Linked DNA regions of Homo sapiens: region 1 is linked to region 2. A link is an interaction called in ENCODE POLR2A ChIA-PET data of the cell type or tissue named here. Cell type or tissue: Caco-2. All regions are shown on one strand.

The links. ChIA-PET counts read pairs that join two places held together with the same protein. Peaks named below come from ENCODE experiments on the same cell type or tissue, not always from the same donor. Only the 100,000 strongest peaks of a DNase experiment are listed, where the experiment ranks them.
Region 1: POLR2A ChIA-PET joins it to region 2 with 10 read pairs; 15 of 35 experiments call an interaction of 5 or more read pairs at or near these places.

Annotation. Positions count from the first base shown.
Region 1 is chr17:48,727,341-48,729,840 of GRCh38, forward strand. HOXB13 (homeobox B13) reads right to left here and starts at 1,410. Exons shown (of 2, transcript NM_006361.6): 1 at 653-1,410. The coding sequence starts at 1,253. In Caco-2, no CTCF peak of the experiment used is centred here; DNase peaks (open chromatin) are centred at 1,401 and 1,761; H3K4me3 peaks cover 1,574 bases.
Region 2 is chr17:48,794,693-48,797,192 of GRCh38, forward strand. TTLL6 (tubulin tyrosine ligase like 6) reads right to left here. Exons shown (of 16, transcript NM_001130918.3): 7 at 2,369-2,500; 8 at 1,369-1,454. Among named protein-coding and RNA genes, the nearest start is that of TTLL6, 21 kb to the right of the region's middle. In Caco-2, no CTCF peak of the experiment used is centred here; DNase peaks (open chromatin) are centred at 939, 1,199 and 1,562.

The DNA of each region.
Region 1 (2,500 bases), 67 kb before region 2:
ACATACGTCCAGTCTTCATGCATTTCCAGACTCTTGGCCACTCTTTTAGATTCTACAGGCAAATTCTGGAAACACGTTTCTGCCCCCACTCCCAATACATGCGCATACACACACACACACACACATTAACCCATCCCAGTGCACACACATATGTCACGGCTGCAGGAAACCTAAATTTTTCTTTGGAAATTGGAAAACTCATCTAATAGAAAGTGAGAGGTTGTATTCTCTACAGTACATCCAATACCTTTTTACCCATCTCCCACACCCACTCCCCACGCACCGAATTGAGAGTTATTTAGCTTTTGTGTAGAATTAGTTTGGAATTGTGCTGGGTAGGGACACCCTGATCCCCACTCAACAGCAAAGAGATCTAAACCTCTCAGACATGTTGAAAGGCTGGTCCCAGGGCCTCCTGGAGAAGTGAGGTGGCCTTCAGGCTTCAGATAGCACCCAGCTCAGGCCCCTCACACTGACCTCCATCCAGGCCCTCCAGCTACTCAGACCTCCTTCAGAGTCCTAATAACCAAGGGAGGAGCACCAAGCTCATCCTCACCAGCTCCAAGTCTCCCTCCTCCTCCTCCCAGGGAAATGCCATTGGGACCCACAACCCCAGGCTCAGAGACAAGGGGACCCAGGGTAATAGAGGTACCTGCAAATGCTGCCTTCCAAAAGGGACCTGGTGGGTTCTGTTCTCCCTGGCAACACATCTGGCTGTTCCAGCCACCAGCGAGAGCCCAAGACTGGTAACTGTCCACAGGCAACAGGGAGTCATGTCGCGGTTCTCCAGGAGCACCCAGAGTCTGCACCACAGACACGTCCAGGTAACTGGCCATAGGCTGGTAGGTTCCCGGATATCCCGGATAGAAGGCAAACTCAGTGGGGCGGCTGGGGTACTCTTCCCCGGCCGTGGGAGTCTCCGCGGGGTACGCGGCCAGGGTGGCTGCCTGGGCACAGGGTTTCAGCGAGCTCCGGGACACTCGGCAGGAGTAGTACCCGCCTCCAAAGTAACCATAAGGCACGGGAGCTGGGGACGTCCCCTGGGGCACCCCAGGGCATGGGTGGCATTGCTTTGGCGGCTCCGCCGAGCCTGGCAGATCCAAGGGGGCATAGTTGACAGCAGGCATCAGCGTAGGCGCCGCTGGGTGGCTGGTCAGAGGGGAGTGGGCGACCAGATTCCGCCCCCCTCCCGCTCCCAGCAAGCCTTCGATATCCTTGGCTCCATCCAAGGTGGCATAATTGCCGGGCTCCATGGAGCCGAGGGTCGGCTCATGAGGTGCGGGGGCGGGGAATCTAGGGGGCACCCAGCTCGCTCTCCCCACCCAGGCCGGGGGAATCCAAAGCGTTTTAAATCGCTCCCAGCTCGCAAGTCGCCTGCATTCGCTCAGCACGGCCGTCTTGACGCAAGAGACGCAGGGGCCCGGGCACGCGCGCTGATTGGCTGCGGCCTGGGGGAGAGAAGCTAATAAAATCCTAAAGGCAGAAACTGCGAAAATACTTTACCCCAGCTTATTCTCTCTCTCTCTCTCTCTCTTTCTCTCTCTCTCTCTCTCTCTCTCTCTCTCTGTCTCTGTCTCTCTCTCTCGCTCTCTCGCTCTTTCTCTCCTCTCTCTCTTCTCCCTCTCTCTCTTCTTTTCCCTCTCCACTCCTCTCTCTCTCATTCCACTTAAAAACAACAAGAGAGAAAAGGAAGGAGGTGTCCTTTCGCTGCTTTCCAGTTTGCAGAGTCTCATTTACACGTCCGGGGGGAGGGGAGGCGTGGTGGGCGGAGGAAGAGGGGACGAGGAGCCGGGCCCCACCTCCTTCTCCTCCTCTCCCTCCCTAGCTTTCTGTCTCCTGCGCTTTGACAGGTTTAACGAGAGAATAAAAAGCTCTCTCTATAAAGTGTCCATCTCCTGGGGGGGAAGGGGAGTCGGGGGTGGGGCTGGGAGGCCGCTCCCGGCCTCAGAGGAGAACCCGGGAATGCGCCTGTGTAAGAGGAGGCTGGGAAATGGGGGTTAATAGGTATTTCTGGCAGCCCCTGGCTTTGGGTCCTGGGTACTAGCACCCCAGTTCATTCCCGGTACCCTTCCTGTCCCAGATGTCCTGGAATGAGCTGCTCCGGGCCCCAGGGAGGTGCCCTGGACGCCCCTTACCCAGGGACTCGCTACTGCCCAGAATGCTCTGGAGGCCCTGATTCGGGTGAGGCTGAGGGAAGAGGCGGGAGACACGAACGTAGACGTAGAAGACATGCGATCTGGATGGAACCCAGGACACTCCACTTCCGGACCTGAAGGGGAAATGGAGCCTCTAGAGTGGCCTGTGGAAGGGTCTGGATTTCCCTTTAAGTAAAGACATACGGAGGGACGGAGACCCACAGGACTTGAGGGAGGGACGGGGAGAGGGAGAGATGAGACTCAGGGACAGCAACACAAAGAGGGAAAGAGAGAAGCTGACAGAGCGGATGGGACAAAATCTTGTAAAATCCTGAAGTGTCAGTCAGAAAAGAGAAAGAAGAGAG
Region 2 (2,500 bases):
TTTAAGCAGCCTTAACTTAGCGATTTTCTGTGTGCTTTTTGGAATGCTGCCACTGAGGGGGTCATGAACTGTCACATGCCTCTCTGATGGTCTGAAGCCAAACTAATTGCCTGTTCAGAGGTCCTTTGAAGCCTGGTGCAGCGGAAAGAGAATGAGCTCTGGGGTCTAACAGACCTCGCTTCTCCACCCAGTCTAGCAGTCACAGCTGCGGGACCTGGGGCAACTCACGCAACCTCTGAGACTCAGTTTCCTCATCTGTAAGATGGAGATGGCACCTAACTCACAGTTCTCCACCTACAGAGGGCAGATAGTAATGCCTTTGCCATAGTGTTGCTGTGAAAAATTCAAGAATAGGCCGGGCGCGGTGGCTCACGCCTGTAATCCCAGCACTTTGGGAGGCTGAGGTGGGAAGATCACGAGGTGAAGAGATCATGACCATCCTGGCCAATATGCTGAAACCCTGTCTCTACTAAAAATACAAAACTTAGCGGAGTGTGGTGGCACATGCCTATAGTCTCAGCTACTTGGGAGGCTGAGGCAGGAGAATTGCTTTAACCCGGGAGGCAGAGGTTGCAGTGAGCCAAGATCGCACCACTGCACTCCAGCCTGGCGACAGAGCAAGACTCAGTCTCAAAAGAAAAAAAAAAAAAAGAAAAGAAAAGAAAAATTCAGCAATAAAAAATGCACAGAAAGCACCAAGCACAGACCCCAACACACATGAAGCCTCAGAAATACTTGCTCCTTTTCCCTTTCCTCCTTCACCTGGTCAAGTTCACATTCTTCAGTCCCCCGTTTTCTTAAAACTCAAATGAGACCCGATTAGACAATAACAGGAATGGAAAAGCCTCTCGTGAAGATACTCTCATGAACTGCTCTCAATTTCCCCCCTTCTGAGGAATCTTCAAGCCGGCTAGCCACATGTCAGGGCACTGTGACACATCATTTGAGAATCTCTAATGGAGCAACGTCCAGGGGAACATGGGCCAAGCAATGACTGCCTGGCAAGTCCTTCTCACGTGGCAGACTAGCGATCAATAAATATCTGTTGATTTGGAAATATCAGAAGGGCCAACTGTAATAAGGGTATGTTTTGGTGTGTGTATATATTCTGCTGGGGAAACAGCTCATGTTTATCTCTCCTCCTCCCAGCCTCCCAGGGTTTACGATGGGGCCTTCTTTTAATGATTAACAGCCAAGAGGGCAGAGATGAAGGAATTTGTTCTGGGTTGCGAGGCAAAGGAGTATATTCTCAGACCATGTGACCCAAGATGGAAACACTGATGGGGACTAACAGGGTTTGGGTAGAATCCCAGAAAGCAGTTCTGAGGTTGGTAGGGAAAGGAAAGAAAAATGAAGCCTCTTCCTTACCTCTTACTGCCAGAGTGTGCATCTCGACTGAAATTTGAACTGTGCTTATTAATGGAATAATTAGTCAGGTGCATGCAGATATCATCCTGGGGAAAAAGACACACATCTGTCGGGTCAGCTCGGAAGGGCAGGCCCCCTGCTTCCTCTCTGTGCCCTCCCATGGCCCCTGGGGCTTGAAGGGATGGAAAGAAAGGGAAGTTTTAGGGCTTATTTAGTGTGGCAAAATACAGGAAGTAAGAAGGGGTGTCCTGCAGCCTCGAGCCTAAGAAACTCCAATTCTGCTGGGCGTGGTGGCTCATGCCTGTAATCCCAGCACTCTGGGAGGCTGAGGCAGGCAGATCACGAGGTCAGGAGTTCAAGACCAGCCTGACCAACATGGTGAAATCCCATCTCTACTGAAAATACAAAAATTAGCCGGGGATGTGGTGCACACCTGTAATCCCAGCTACTTAGGAGGCTAAGGTAAGAGACTCGCTTGAACCCAGGAGGCAGAGGTTGCAATGAGCCGAGATCATGCCACTGCACTCCAGCCTAGGCGACAAAGCGAGACTCCATCTCAAAAAAAAAAAAAAGAAACTCCAGTTCTTTCTGAGATTGGGTGGTGCCCAGCCTGAGAAAAACTTCAGGAGTCCTGGGGGTCCAGGAAAGGTGGGGATGGCAGGGTTGCTCATCCACGGCCTTTTCTCCTTGATTACCCCTGAACTGTGGTTCTGGCTTTGGAGTCAGGCAGACCTGGCCACAAGCCCCAGACTCACCTCTTCCTAGCTGTGTGACCTTGGACAAGTCCCTTATGCTCTGGGTTTTAATCTCGTCATCTGTAAAATGGGGATAATAATCCCTCTCTCTGAGGGATCCTGGCAGCGCTAAATGAAACCCGGCACATAGCAAGTGCTCAACAAATGACACTCACAATGTCTTGAGGATGTGGATTTAACTAGAATTTTTTTTTTTTTAATCACGCTATGGGGGTAGGGTGAGGTAGTGTGTCTCCTTAGCTCACCAGGTTGTCTGTGCAAGGGCGGGAGTAAGAGGTCGTCGCAAAGCGGGCCAGTCCTTCATTGTACACAAAAATCCTGAGAGGGTCACAGGATGTCACCAGTACATAAATCCGTAGGTCAAACTTAAACCCATC